Regions from separate parts of the Mus musculus genome. Here region 2 is linked to region 1. The links are chromatin loops, found by intact Hi-C in ENCODE. Cell type or tissue: heart. All regions are shown on one strand.

What was found. Peaks named below come from ENCODE experiments on the same cell type or tissue, not always from the same donor. Only the 100,000 strongest peaks of a DNase experiment are listed, where the experiment ranks them.
Region 2: it touches region 1 in a loop (2.3-fold over the local background); 2 of 42 quality-filtered maps call a loop at or near these places.

What each region holds. Positions count from the first base shown.
Region 1 is chr4:62,885,124-62,893,123 of GRCm38, reverse strand. No RefSeq gene overlaps it. Among named protein-coding and RNA genes, the nearest start is that of Gm25391, 50 kb to the left of the region's middle. In heart, a CTCF peak has its summit at 3,301 (motif pointing left); a DNase peak (open chromatin) is centred at 1,793; H3K4me3 peaks cover 605 bases; H3K27me3 peaks cover 2,180 bases.
Region 2 is chr4:63,007,448-63,015,447 of GRCm38, reverse strand. All of the region lies in intron 1 of Zfp618 (zinc finger protein 618), which reads right to left. Among named protein-coding and RNA genes, the nearest start is that of Gm30764, 32 kb to the right of the region's middle. In heart, no CTCF peak of the experiment used is centred here; a DNase peak (open chromatin) is centred at 4,987.

The DNA.
Region 1 (8,000 bases):
CATTACCCCAAATATTTCCCTCCCTCCCTCCCTCCCCTTTCTCCCTCCCTTCCTTCCTTTCTTCCTTCAGCATTATACATGTCAGCAGACTCTTTAGCACTGAGCTGCACCCTCTAGGATGCATTTTAAAAACATAATAAAGAACCAGGCACCTGTACACACCTCTAACCTAGTGCTGGGAGGCCCAGACAGCAGGTGCTGGCTATTCTTATGTCAGCTTGACACACAAACTAGAGTCATCAAAGAGAAGGAAGCCTCAATTAAGATAAGGCTATAAGACATTTTTTTAAATTAGTGGTTGATGGGGGAGGGCCCAGCACATTGTAGGTGGGGCCATCCCTGGACTGGGGGTTGGGGGTGGGGTCCTGGGTTCTCTAAGAAAGCAGGTGATGCAAGCCATGAGGAACAAGCCAATAAGCAGCCCCCCTCCACAGCCTCCAAATCAACTCCTTCCTCCAGGTTCCTGCTGCTTGTTGTAGTCCTGACGTCCTTTGATGAAGAATGACAAAGTGGGAGTGCAAGTCACATAGCCCTGGCCTCCCCACGTGGCTTTGGTTATGTGTTTTGCCACAGTAGTGGTGACCCTGGCTAGGACACAGAGAGATCAGGATTTCAAGGCTAGTGGGAACTATAGACTGAGTTTAAGGCTGGCTGAGACTGTATAACAAGACCTTGTCTCAAACAAACAAACAACCTCCCTAATTTGACTTCCATATGAACACATACTCAAAAATACACACAGCATTTCAAATATAGGTAAAATGAAACTTTTCTCTCAGGTGTGTGTATATACGAGAGGGAATGAGAGAAAGAGAGGTTTTTTTCCTTCCACCACGTAGATTCCAGGGATTGAGTTCAGGTTATCAGTCTTGGCAGCAAGCCCCTTTATCCACTAAGTCATCTTGCTGACATTCAAATTATTGTTTCTTCATACTTCAAAAATGAAGAAATAAAACCAAAGAGACGAAGGTGCAGCGCTGCCTGTGTGGAGTGGGGTTGTGGGGTTGGAGAAATGCTTCAAGAGACGGAAGCAATCGGCTTGACCACTCTCCACCCATGTTTCATGCACTTCCCATCACGTGGTTTTAAAAACAGTGTCAGGGCAGGGTAAACATCCAAAGGGTGACAGCCCTGGACCCCTACGGTATTTGAGCATTTGGGTCTGCCCTCCAAGACCCAGTTTTGCTGAGCAGGTCTGTGTTTTCTATCTGAAGTGCCAGCTCTCTCTTTAATTAGTTCTGAAGTTTTGAAAGTTTTGTTTATTCAAGATTGTTCTCTCTCATTCTCCTAGGGGTCCTTCCGCCATCACTGCCCAATGGCAGGACCGGAGGCAGAGCTCCCTTAGAGAGAGAGAGAGAGAGAGAGAGAGAGAGAGAGAGAGAGAGAGAGAGAGAGAGAGAGAGAGAGAGAGAGGTGTCAAGGCACTCATTTGACTGTCAACTAATTACCTTGAAATTCTGTCTAACAAGCATCTATGCCTCTTCCTGCAATTTAGAAAGTCACCACCTTGGGCCATTGCTCCATTCAGCAGATGAAGAAACTGAAGACCAGAAAGGTCAGAGTGAATTATCCAAGGATGCACAGCAAGCAGCTCAGCGGGAGAGCTCGTACCCACTTGTCCCACTTGTCTGCCCCTCCCATCCCCAGCCCTCTTTGCAAGGGGCTAATCCAGAAATTCTGTTCTGAGCTCTGTACCTAAATGAAATGCCCCTCCCACCCCGCCTTGCTCCTGCTGAGAGTCCAGTGGCTTCTTCCGAGCCCGATGGGGCAGCCATTGCTCAAGACAGTGAGCAGGGACAGCTGCAGCTCCCGAACGACTTATTGCGCCATCACTCTCTCCCTGTCAGGTCTTATTGCGCCAGCATCTCCTAAATGACAAAGTTGGATTCATTAACTGTAAATTCAATCAAACTTGAAAGAGAGAGAAAATAAAAGTGACTTGGAACAAGAGGGATGGAGGGTGCTGGTAGGCAACGTGGAAGCGGCTCAGGCCGGTTCTCAGTCTTGGCCACAGGCAGAAGGCAATGCCTACCCTAAGCTCTGCGCGGATGCAGGGGCCCCCCAGCCAGGGTGAGATCTTGGCAAATCTCTGTACCTCTCCCAGCCTTAGTGTGATTCTCTGTAGGTGGGGGTTACAGCATCTTCATACAAACGAGTGGAGGATAAAATGGGGGAGGGGCTGTTTTGGGGAAGGAAGCAGTGATCAGGGATGCATTTACTAGACCTTTTCCACTCTCCAGCACCAGGTCACCGGCAGAAGCACTCTGGCAAGGACGTCCCTGGCTTGAGGCTGTGAGGAGAGGGAGCCGACTGAGGACTGCACAGTTGGAACTACTCTTGTGGGTGACGGAGGGATTCTCAGATCTCAACTGTGCATTTTTGACTCACAAAAGGAATGCTATTTATGTCTTGGGAAATGGCTCAGTGGGTAAAGTGCTTGCTTTGCAAATGTGGGGACCTGAATTGGGATCCCTGGCGCCCACGTATATGTAAACCCACTACTTCTAAGGCAAGATGGGGAATAGAGACAGGATCCTGAAAGACAGCTAGCAGAGAGAGTGTTTGGAGCATCAAGAAGACACTCTACTTCAAACAAAGTGGGAGGCAAGGCTGTTCTCTGACCTCTACAGATGTGCACGACACATGTACAGTACACCCTTACACCTGCAAGCATACACACACACCACCCACGACGTGCACACGAGGGACAAAAGCCAAGAACATCTTTTCTGTCAGGTTGTGTGTATAAACATGGAGCCATTTTATACTGAAGTAGATAGATGCTAATTTTATTGTTATATGGAATTGATTTTATGACCTACTGTTGAACGCCTTAGCCAAGGTAACACAGCAAGCTGGAGGTGGAGCTGGGCTAGACTCTGCCCTTTTGGGTCCCTGGTCGATGCAGTATGCTTCTGATAGCTATCCCTGTCTGATCTACAGGGCCTGTTGGGTGAGCACCCATCCAGGAGCAGAGAGGGGGTAAATGTGTTGTTAGGTGAGGCTAGAAAGCACAGACAGGTTGCAACTGTAATGCTCAGAGGAAAGGGCTCCCATGAGCACTTGCACACCGCGGGATTCTGATAGAGGTTCAGTGAGGGCATTCAGCAGGCAAGCCAACTTGGTCTGATCCTGATGCTACCACTGTGGTATCCTGGGCCCTTGGAAGGAACATGTCTCTCTGACTTTCCTTTTTAACTTTACAGGTGTGTGGAGCTTGTGGAAGGCTGATGTCCCCTACACCTGATTGGGAAGGGATGCTTTGGACCTCCCACGGGCGCTTTGAAGCACTGCCACCTACTGGTCATTCCCTCTCATTACATCCTATCTGTTGGGAGGGTTCTATATTCACCCACATCAGGCAACTCTTCTGAATCTACAGAGCAATCTTGTAGGAAAAGCAAGGGTCCTTAATTTACCTTATGTATGAGGTAACTGGGGGCCAGAGAGGTTAAGTGGATTATTTAAGAACACACAGGAAATCCATATGGATGTCCTGGCCCCCAGTCCAAGATTGGGATTCAGCTTTAAGTGACAAAATCCAGTAGTCTGCGCAGCTCTAGGCTGGACGTGGACTCTCAGTCTGGGCAGAGAGAGGGAGATGACAGTGTATATGAATGGTTGCAAGGTAGGTGTGGCACATTGCATACTGATTAGCTTGCTTCAGGTTCCCAGGAAACCCAAGCGGAGGAATGGTGTCACTGGTCTGGGGCAATCACCTGGCTGACATGGTTCCTGCTCAGAGCCCTATTGGTTTTCTGAATGAGGATGGCTTCCTGGTGGCTGGAGGGCTGGCTCGAAGGTCAGACTCCACCCCTGTCATCTTATTGGCCATATGAACTTGGGCATGAAGGGAAACTCTACAAAGTAGGGAGTCTCCGTTTCTCCATTGTAAGACATTGGTCACATCTTAGCTCACTGCATGCTGTGTGGATCGAGGTTTGTAATCTCAGAAGGCATTCAGGCACCTGGCTCAAGACACTTAGCCAACAGGTAAACACTTCTAACAGTGTTGAGACATTGAGACGTCGGCAATCTGGACTCTACTGCTCTTTGTCTCTGGATCCTTTAGCAACCTTGGCAATCCACCCCTCGGTCCTCCCCAGACTCTTCCCCTCTGCTGGGCTGTTCTGCTGAGCTGTCCCTCTGGCTTCATGGTCACTGTGGAAGGCCGCATTCAAGGTCAGCGGGAGGTGGGTTTGGCTAGGACCCATCTGCATCTCTGGTTGGAATGGTTCTTTTCTTTCTGTTCTTCTTCGAACTATTTTAAATAGCAAGGTCAAGCAAGCAGGACTACAAATCAATCCAAACAAAAGTGCTGAGGCACATACCCTTGAACTCCAGGGACTTAAAATAGCTTCCCCATCAACCCCAGCCAAACGCCCAATACCTAGGATCCCTGTCATCGTGGACTAATAAACTGTCCTCATGGAAACGGAGCAGAAGGAAACCCCAGAGTCAAACTGGCCGAGAGGCTGGCTTGGATTCACAGAGCTACACTGCCATCTCCCCAGTCCTGGGGCTGCACGGAGAGGTGGTTGCATTCTTATGGACATGAGTATCCTACGCGTTATTGTAAGCAACAATGGCGGAGGCATCTTAGTAATGACCCTGGCTGCTCTAGAAGTAGCAAGAGGGACCAGCTACCTTACATAGTGAGGTTGCGGGGGATGGGAATCACATAACTAGGGCTGGGGAGGGTAGCTGAGGAAGTGGGGTATGGTCATTCCAGAAAGGAAAATGAGATGCACTAAGTCTTTCCTCTGTGCCTGGCATGCGCAAGATGCTTCAGGTGTGATCAGTTCACTCCCCATAACTATGCTGTTTGAAGGGTGTTGCCATACTAGTTTTAGAAATTATACCTTTATTGAGAAAGAATTAGTTACTACCAATTCATCTTGACGTGCACACCCAGCAGTTTTAATATCTGTCAAAATCACAAGCATTGCTACCGTGTTCAGGAACATTCTCATTACCTCATAGGAACTCCAGACTCTTTAACAGTTATTCCTCACCCCCACTTCTAGCCACTGGCAACCATTCATCTACATTCAGAGTTAAGCAGCCATGAGCATCCTCTGAGTGTTTCCATGTATACATGTGTCGTTGATTCCTTTGGCATTGGAGGAGTGGACCTACTGAGTGTTGAACTCAGTACCATATTATTTTCCAAAGGAGAGGGGCCTGCCCCTCTGGAGCTCAGTATCTTTGTGTCTCCATCAAGCTTGTGAGTCTGCATCAACTATGGCCATCATAGCAGACGTGAAGGAGCCCCGCCTGGCGGTTTTGGTATGCATTTGCCTAGTGTACCTTCCATTATTTGTGTGCCTTTCTTAAGATACATATCAAATCTTTGGGTATTTGGGGAAATAACGACTTTTAAACTTTCTTGAGCTGCAATATTTCTCTGTGTCTTCCACACACCACACAGAGCTCTTATCAGATGTATGAATCACGGGTACTTCCTCCCAATTCTCCTGATAGCATATTTTAAATTAATTTTTTTATTCTTTGAGGTCTATTTTTGGATTTTTTTTTTTTGCTGCTATGCTTAAAAAGATATATGATTTCACACAAAGCACTTATATTTATACCTCTATTTTCTTCTAAGGGTTTTAGAGTTTTAGCTCTCACATTTAGATCTATGATCCACTTGGATTTAATTTCAATAACAGGCGAGGGGTGAGCTTACTCATTTGTGTATGGAAAGCCTGTATCCCAGCTGATTTGTATTTACTTATCAATAGACAGGGCCTCACATCTCCTAGGCTGGCCTTGAACTCACTGTGTATCTGGGGATGGCCTTGAACTTCTGACCCTCCTGTCTCTCCCTCCTGAGAGTTAAGACTACAGGTGTGCTCCACTAGACCTGTTTATGAGGCACTGGATATTGAACCAAGGGTTCACACGTGTTAGCCAACACTGACCCAGGCCCAGACCATTGGACGACTCTGCCCCCTTGCATTGTCTCAGCATCCTTGTCAAAACTCCATTGCCAGCCATGGATGGAGGGCTTGTTCCTGTGTGCTCAGTTCTGTGCCCTTGACCTTTGTGCTCATTCTTTGTGCCGTGTTGCCTCCTGATGCTGGACAGTCTCACATCAACTGGACACAAGCTAGAATCATTGGAGAGGAGGAAGCCACAATTAAGAAAATGCCTCCATAAGACCAGGATGTAGATGAGCCTATAGGGCATTTTCTTAACTGGAGATTGATAGGGGAGGTCCCAGCCTGTTGCAGGTGGGGCCATCTCTGGGCTGACTGACGGTCTTGGGTTCTATAGCAAAGGAGGATGAGCAAGTCATGAGGAGCAAGCCAGCAGGCAGTACTCCTTCATGGCCTCTGAATCAGTCCCTGCCTCTGGGTCCCTTTCCTGCTTGAGTCCCTGGCCTGATGAACAGTGGTGTGGAAATGCAAGCCTAATTAACCCTTTCCTTCCAGTGTTGCTTTTGTTGTGGGTGTTTCCTCCCAGCAAGAGCAACCCTGACTATGACATTTGAAGAAAGTGTTGAATCTGAAAACTGTGAGCCCTCTGACTTATCTCTTCCTTCCTTCCTTCCTTCCTTCCTTCCTTCCTTCCTTCCTTCCTTCCTTTTTTATTGGATATTTTCTTTATTTACGTTTCAAATGTTATCCCCTCTCCCGATTTCCCTCCCTCCAGGAAACCGCCTATCCCATCCTCACCCCGCTCCCCTGCTTCTATGAGGGTGTTCCTCCACCCACCTACCCACTCCTACCTTTCCACCTGGGGCATCTATCGAACCTTCATAGGACTAAGGACCGCTCTTCCCATTGATGCATGACAAGGCCATCCTCTGCTACATATGCAGCTGGAGCCATGTGTACTCCTTTATTGATGGCTTAGTCCCTGGGAACTCTTGGGGATCTGGTTGGTTGATATTGTTGTTCTTCCTATGGGGTTACAAACTCCTTCAACTCCTTCAGTCTTTTCTCTAACTCCTCTACTAGGGACCCCGAGTTCAGTCCAATGGTTGGCTGTGAGCACCTGCATCTGTATTTGTAGGGCTCTGACAGGGCCTCTCAGGAGACAGCCATATCAGACTCCTATCAGCATGCACTTCCTGGCATCCACAATCCCCACCCTTGGGTTTCTGTGTGATTCAGGGTCAGTTTGATGATTTCTGAAGAGGAACTGCTCACGTTTTGCAGTTTCACGAACGTCTCAGCAATATTAAATCTCCCACAAGAGCAGGATGTCTTTGCCTGGCTTTAACTTTCGAGTCTTTCCTTTCAGGGATGCTTTGTAGTTTCAAGTGGCAAAGTCTTGCACTCATGTTGCCAAATAGATTGAGAATTCTTTTTGACAATAATCTGAGCATTTTTTTGTTCCTTGATTTTTTTTTATTGCTACTGTCAAATATACAACCAATTCTTGTATATTTATCTTGCGTCTGGCATCATGGCTGCTGGTACTGTCATTCTAAGGAGAAAGAGTCAGCTGAGGTGGGCGGCTGGCTTCAGATCTCCTGACTTTTCATCCTCACATTTTTCCCTTTCTTACCCCCTTTTCCCTTCAAGGAAATTTTGCTTGTTAAATAGGCTCCTCCACTTCTCCCCATTGCCCCGTCATTCCTGTCTTCTCCCCAGTGGCAAAGGAAGTGAGTGTAGAGGGAACGTAACTGTGAGTGGGATGGAGACGTCTGTGTCCTCACCGCTCAGCACCTGGATCCAGCCCTGCCTAAAGCCAGATCTTCAAGACAGCTGGGGCTTTTCTAGCATAGGTTTGTGTACTGTCCCGTGCAGGGGCTGAATCCTGTCCTATCCAGCTAGTAAAAGGCAAGTGAGAAGAATGAGCTTGAAGTGAACCCCATGCAGTTCTCTAGAACCTTCTCTCTGCTGCACAGCCTTACCTCTGACGCTCACACTACCTGCATGGGTCTGTGAGAGGCTCCCAAAGAGAAATGGAGCTTAAAGTATGGAACAGAGGGACAGGGACCCAAGACCTTGTAGACATGCAAGTACAGAGAGAGAATCAGAAAA
Region 2 (8,000 bases), 120 kb before region 1:
AGTCTTTTGTTTTTCTAATTTTTAAATGTATCTGACATGTAACAGTGTTAGAAACAACATCAATAGGTTGCATTTATAGTATAGGTGAAATGAGTATAAACCCTGTAGTGAGGGATTGAGATTAGAGACTGTTAAACTCATCATATTTGACTTGATGATGGTCCAGGAGAACTAAATGCATTGTTGGTAATAGTGATTTTTACTTAGTGGGTATCTAGTACCCATCAAAAGCCAAAGGGTGTTTAAACTATGATAAGTATCTGGCACTCCTTGTGAGCGGCAGAGTGTTGTTTGAAAACAGATGAGTAACACATGTAGACTGCCTACTCGTGGGCAATTAAGAGTTGATAATAGTAAAAGAACATGTGTAATTAAAATCAAAGAAACACCATCCCCTCTACCCCACCCCACCCCCTCAAAAAAATTAAGGGAAAGAAGCACAGGACTCAGGCAGCAAACAGAAAACAATAAGGACATGGTAAATAATTATATCACAATCGCTTTAACTATGACTGTTCTAAATACAGAGTTAAGAGACAAATTATTGGAGCAGATTAAAAACAAGACCCAACTATACACTGTCTACAAGAAACCTACACACACACATACTCACACACGCAACACAATAAGAACAACAACACAAAAACAGATCCAGGCCTGGGTAGATATGGATTGAAAGTCAAGACACACAAAAATAGGTATATCATACCAACACTAATTAAAATAACCCTGGGCGAGTACATGAATTCAAAGTAGAAGTCAGAGCAAGGAAAGCTCCCAAACATAAAAGAAGCATTCCACAATGATAAAGGAGACAATCTGTAGAGAGGACCTCAGTCCTCAGCTGAGCAGCCCAACAGCACTGTGAAAGGCTAAACCACTTAAAGGAGAGGTGAACAAATCTACCATTAATGTCATCTACCTGGATCCAACAGATACAGAGAGCAGGAAATCAGTACAAATACAGTTAAAACTGAACAGCACTGTCAATCAACTTCACCTAATTGACATTTATTGAGTATTTCATTCAACAACATCATAGGATTCATTTTTCTCAAGTCCATGTGGAATATTCACTGAGACAGATACCGGGGCATTGGATATACCTTAACAAGCTGAAATGAACAGAACGCCTCTGTGGCCTTAGATCATATGACAGTAAACTAGAAATTCAGTAACAGACTACCAGAACACCTAAAACATTTGGAGACTTAATAAAAGCAGCACACATTAAAGGGGGACTATCAATTTTGAAGTTTTAAACTAAGTGAAAATTAAAATACATTTTTATATTTTAATAGGATATCTTCTATTTATTTTTTGACAATTTCACATGTGTAAACAAGGCATCCTGATCACATGTTCCAGGTTAGTTCAACACTTAAACTCAATTAGTGTACTTCATCATATCAAGAAACTACACACCCTTTTAAATACATACACATTTGACGAGATCCAGCACTCATTTATGACTGCAACCTAGGAAAAGAAAACTTCCCTCAACTTGATAAAGAATATCTACAAAGGAAAAAACACAACTGGTATTTTAATTAATGGAGAGAAACCAAATGCCTTCTCCCGTAAGACCAGAGATAAGGCAAAGATGGCATTTAGAACTATTTCTATTCCAACTCATGCCAGAAGCCCTAGATCATGAGATAAAGAAGGAGGGAGGGAGGGGTGGTGCATAGGTAGGAAGGTGCTTTTGTTCACAGATGATATGTCATCTATTGCAGAAGTAATAAAGAAACAAAGAACCCCTGAAACTAACAAGTAGTCTCAGGACGGTTGCAGGATACAAGATAAACATACAAGTCTGCTGCTTCCCTGTTGAAGACTAACAGTGAAGAGCTGTGCACTAAAACTCAAAACAAAACAGTATTTGTATCAACATCACAAAGTTAGGGGTGAATATAACCTGGAAAAAGGAATAGAAGGAACCAAAGGCCTTAACAGCTGGAGAGACACTCCACGTTCATGCAGTAGTTTCCCAAGATTCTGTATTACCAAGACATTGGCTCTCCCCAGTGTTACATAGGGATTCAATCCAGTTTTGATAAAAGCCCAAATAGTGTGGCTATAAAACATACTGAGTATAAAGGATATACTATGAAAAGGTAAGAGACCCAGAATACTCAACAACCCTACTGAGGAGCAATCACACTAGAGGACCTCTTGGTCCTCCCCGACCTCAAGTCTTACTCTAAATCTACAGTAAACAAGACAGTATTGAGATGACCAAAGAAGAAAGAGATAGATCCTGCAACAGAATCAAAAGCACAAAAATTAGTCATATAGATACTGTCAGCCCATTTTCAACTAAGGAGCAAGGCCCACTTAAGGGAGGAAGGGTCATCTCTTCAGCAAATGATGCTGAAGTAGCCGACATCCATATGGAGACAACAAAACACACTGTGCTCTCACACCCACCTCCACACTGCAGCCACAAGTCCTCCACTGAACAGCATACTGCCTCCCATTTCCCTCCACTCTATGCAAAACCACACCACATCAATTATCCCCAGTGAGCTCAGAACTCTCAGGGTCACCTTCATAATGGGTGTTAGACTTTCAAGTTATCTTCTCTTCCTTTCTTTACATACACTGTTCTTGGGAGTAGCTGACTTCCACATTTTGGCCCTTAACTTATCCACCAACAGTAAATATTCAGTAAATATTTCATGTGTAAAAAATGTTTAAGTTATGTGAGTGTTGAATATATTCTGAATAGATGCATTATTTTAAAATCTTGATGGTCATACATCAACATCCATGCTGAGTATGTCTGGGAGCGAGTGAATCTCGACCCCATTTTGCTTATCCATATGTTCTACTGTCAACATATATTGCTTTTGATACAACAAAAGCAGTAACAGAAACAGCAAAGTAAGAAACCACAAGAAAGGCCAGGCTTATAGGAAACATCAGGAGTAAATACTGACTTTATGAAGGAGTCCTGTGCTTTGAAAGAAGCATTTTTATAAGCATGTCACATTGGGTAGCTGCCAATACAAGCTCAAAATGCCTTACTTGCTAAGAAAGTCTCCATCCTTTCACAAGTACATGGGTCTTCTTCTCTCCTCAAGGGTCTGCCTGGTCAGATCCAAGCTAAATGACTCATGAGCCACCAGCCTCTAGAACAATGGTTCTCAGCCTGTAGGTTGAGAACCCTCTGAGGGTTGAAAGACCCTTTCATAGGAGGTGCATATCAGATATGCTATGGATCATATAGTTAAGTTGTGATTCATATCAGTAGCAAAACTACAGTTATGAAGTAAAGAGCAACAAAAATAGTTTTCAGGTGTGTGTGGGGGGGGGTTGTCATCACAGCATGAAGAACTGTGTCAAGGGGTCACAGCAGTTAGGAGAGTTGAGAAGCACTGCTCTCGAATATCCCTTTTGAATCTGGAACACCAGGCTGGGTTCTCTGCTGGGTCATGCCACGGAAGAGTCCCTTAGGTGACTGGATAGAGACAGAACATATCCCTTCAACAGACAAGAGGCTAGAACATCTTCAGATCTCTGACCTTGGGAAAATCCTTCCACCCTAGGAATCCTAAGATACCCGAACAGGACCTCTCACATCACTAACAACAACCTGTTTCAAGGCCAGCTTTCCTGTATGCTCTGTAAGCCTTCACTCTGAAGCCCAGAGCAGTATCTATGTGTGTAATACTGACCCAATGAGGAAACAGAGCAGAGAACTGGAGAGAAGTACCTATAGTCACCAAGTAGAAACAAGACATGGGGTGCACACAACAGGTCACAAAGTTCCAACCTTGGCCTGATGGACTCCAAAGCACTATAATAAATCAGTATATACGTTCAAGTACCAAACAACGGCAAAACAGTTGAATGTGATCTGAGGCAAGTTCTAAACAATGCCAGGTCTGAATCGCAAAGAAAGCTGCTGTCCGTGTGCACAGCTTGGAGTGAGACCAGCAGAGGTCCCACTGTAACTACCCAACAGATGTCCACTTGAGAGGAACTGCTAGGTACCATCCTCAGATAGTATAAAAGGAACAGCTGAGAAGGCTACAGCAAGCTAGCAGACCTATGATAGGTACCTCTAAGACTAAATCCTATGATGACTGTCACCAACTCTCAATGGCACAGCCCTTCTCATGGGCCAGACATTGTGCCTGGCACTTCAAACTAACTCACTGTCTCCTCTGGTCATCTACGAAGAGGCTGCTGGTTCATGCCCACCTCACAGGCATGCAAACTGAGGACATTCTTATACCTTGGCCCCAACACTGCTGTGACAGCCCCCTGTGGGGTGTACCTTATGGTTCTCTACCTTCTGTCTCTACCTTCAGCCAGAAGCACAGGACCAGAGCCACTTAGCTATGTATTAACAGCTTCTTGCGGAGTGAAAACAAGACATCACAGAGGTGGTTCCTATTGCCAAGACAACTGGCTGAGGGAAGCAGGTTGGAAACATGGGGGCAATAAATGTAGGGAGGGTGACCTCATTAGAGACTGGGACCTCCTCCCAAACTAGATCCCAGGAGCTACAGTGTTCACATCCAGACCAAAACTTCTCACTGCCTAATTCTAACCAGGTGTTCAGTCCCCTGCTCAACATGGTTCAGCCCAGCACAGCCCAGGTGAAGTTGCAGCACTTACAGGTGTCATCATCCTAGAGGTGATGTGATTCTTTTGGGCCAGCTCTACTGTGGACTGAATAATATTTTTATGATCATTAAACTTCTCCTCTGTGCCCTATGAAGAGTGGATCACTTCCCTTTCTCTGGACCTCAGTTTCTCCTTTTACAGAGTTAGGCCATATATCCCCACCTCCCCCACTTCCCAAGACCCATGTGCAGCAGAATAAGGGAGACCTCAGCCCTCCACCAGGCAAACCGAGTAGCTGGATGAAGGCAGTGCTGGTGTGGCTGTGGCCCAAGGGGAAGGTTCCGCTTCGCAAAGGCTTCATGTTGCTTGAGGAAGACCTGGCAACAGGAGACCAGGAGCCAGCCAGGCCTCTCTTGACTGTGAAGTGGCAACAACTTGCCAAGTTCTCTACTGGCACCAGAGTTTGCCAGGAGGGATGACTAGAAGGCCTACCAGCCAGTTTCCTCTTCAGGGACATGCATACTTTAACACTCGTGTACATACCACACACATACACACACACACACACACACACACACACACACACACCTCATAAATAGAAATCTGATTATCACTGGCTTTTTCTTAGCCAATGTGACTGAGTTTTAAATCTTTCATAAAGAAATACTCATAAAATATTCAAGTGAGTCCTGCCTGACACTGGAGACTACAAGTGGCTTCAGGCAACCTAAACCACACACTCCATGGGACCCCAGGAGCTCTGCCGTTTGCCACAGAGCAGCATGCCCACCATGGCTGGGGTTCAACAGAGCCTTTGGCAGGGACTGGGCTGTCTCAGGTTCTCAGCTGCCAGCTTGTTCCCCAGTGCACTGTGTGCTTGGCTATAGCTCTACATGATTGGGAAGCCCTGGGCTCCTGTCAAACCATTAACATGGATAATAAGACTAACAGCAAATGAGAGAACATAGATTCCCCTTCCACTGGCAATGGCTTTTTCAGACCTTGGAGGGGAAGCAAGCCAGGGGATGGAAGCCAGCCTATGGAAGCTGGCTGCCACATCTTCCTTTCCAGATTCCTCCTCATAACTGTTCACCCAGCAATGATGCCTCGTGAGCCTACTGTGTACCTTGACACTATATACAGCAGGAATACACTCATGAACAATATAGGCAGAACTCTCCCCTTGCTTCCTGGCTGAGGTACAAGGAGAGCTAGGAGCACCCTCTCAAGACCTAGATTGCCTATAAGGGTTCTATATAGATGGCGATTTGTCTAAAAGACAGATGGACTTTGTGATGGAGCTGCTACTAGCCAAATGTGCAACAACGTAAGCCAATCCCAGCACTTGGGAGGCAGAGGCAGGCGGATTTCTGAGTTCGAGGCCAGCCTGGTCTACAAAGTGAGTTCCAGGACAGCCAGGGCTATACAGAGAAACTCTGTCTCAAAAAACCAAAAAATAACTAACTAAATAAATAAATATAAAAATAAAAAAATACTAATGGCAATAACAGAAAAAAAATATGTACTCTGAGTCTACACCCATATGACAGATTCAGAGACCTAAAATACACATCCACATGTACACTGCTAACACAAGGGAGTAAGAAAACGAGCGAAAGAAGATCGGGAGGGAGGGAGGGCTTTCCTATGGGGAATCCTAGTTAATAAGTATAGGGGAAATGAAGGAAATAGAAAATCATATTTGCAGACATCACAGCCCTCACTGTTGAGCAGGAATCCAGAATAGATGCTAAAAATGACGAAGAGGAAGTAGCAAAATATTGACATAGTCTGGAAATATCAGCCCATGAGTGTGTTTGCACAAACCAGGCAGACACCCCACCCACCAGGTGCTCCAGGTTAATGTCACCAGCATCTATACCACATAAGACACAGGGAAAGCGACATCACAACTGGGATGGACATTCCTGTTAGAAAAGCATGGCTCCAGTTATCTGACAAGTATCTGACAGCCAGGAGGTGGGCTTACACAACCGCTGGAAGCTCATTAAAAGGGCCAAGGACTCAGAAGTCAAAGAGCAAGCAGGGATCTGGGCCCAGACAAAGGAGACATGGCAGCTCCATGGATGTGGGACCCTGGATTGGATGCTGGGATAGAAGAAGGCTATCATGGGACCACTGGCGAATTCTGAGTAAGGAACAGAGATTAATTTATAGTATTGTTGTTATGAACTAAGTAACCCTGACCCAAAACCAGAAATCTAAATACTCTGAAAATTCATTACTTCTGAGATAGAGACAGACAGACAGACAGACATGATATGATATAATATGACATAAGAGATAATAAAGTATTTGCCTATAAAACTGAAGCTTTAGGAGCCTGGGCGGGAGGGGAAGGGCTTGCTCTGAAAGCACAAAGGCCTGACTCTGGATCCTGGGAAGCCACGGGAAAATGGGGAACGCTGGTGTATGGCTGCGATCCCAGCGACGCAGAGATGGGCAGCAGAGACCAGTGAGCTCCTGGAGCTTTGCTGGCCAGCCAGCTTAGTGAACTTGGCAAACTTCCAGGCCAGTGAGAGACCCTGTCTCAAAAAGGTGCCTAAAAACAGCCAATGCTGCCTCCAGATCCTCATACACACATAAAACGTATACGCTGGACTCAACACATTTTTAATTTCTGACTTCTCGATTAGGAGCACATGACAGAGCAGAGTATATGCAAATATTCCAAAACCTGAAAAAGTATGAAATCTGGAATATGTATGCTCCTAGGAATTTCAGATAAGCGAAACTCAACCTGTAATTTAATTTCCTGTATCAATATTAATTTCATAGTATAACTCGAACATTATATTATAATTATACGAGGTGTTAACATTTGAAGAAGCTGGGTGGAAATCTGTGCAAATGTTTGCTATTATTTTTGTAAGTTTTTTTTAAAGTTGAAATTATTTTAAAATGAAAAGCTGGAGCCGTAGAAATGGCTGGGAAGGGAGGCTGAAGGCACTTGCTGCCCAGACTGACGGCCTAGCTTCCATTACTGGCACCTGCATTATGGAAAGAGAGAACCTGTATATGTCTTCTGGCCCTCAGCATCTACTGTGTCACACATGTGTATGTGCACAAATAAATATAATATTTTAGAAAAGCTCAAAATAAATAATGTTAAGCCCCGTCCCAGGATTATGGTTGAGAAACAAAGATAGGGATGAGAAAGAAATCTGTAAATCTCTTTTTAAAGGGTATGTGCTGTTAGGTGGGAATAGAACCATGGAAGAAAATGAAGCCCCAAAAGATGCGGGATAAAGTAATTTTAAAGAGTCCCCAAGAAAAGTCCTGGTGAGAAGCATATCCAGTAAGCCAGCTGAGGGACAGCCAGTGAGGAGGCCCTGGGATTGTCATGTGCAGTGCAAGAGAGGATCAAACAAGGTCAAATGGAGTTGTGGCCTCTTCCCATC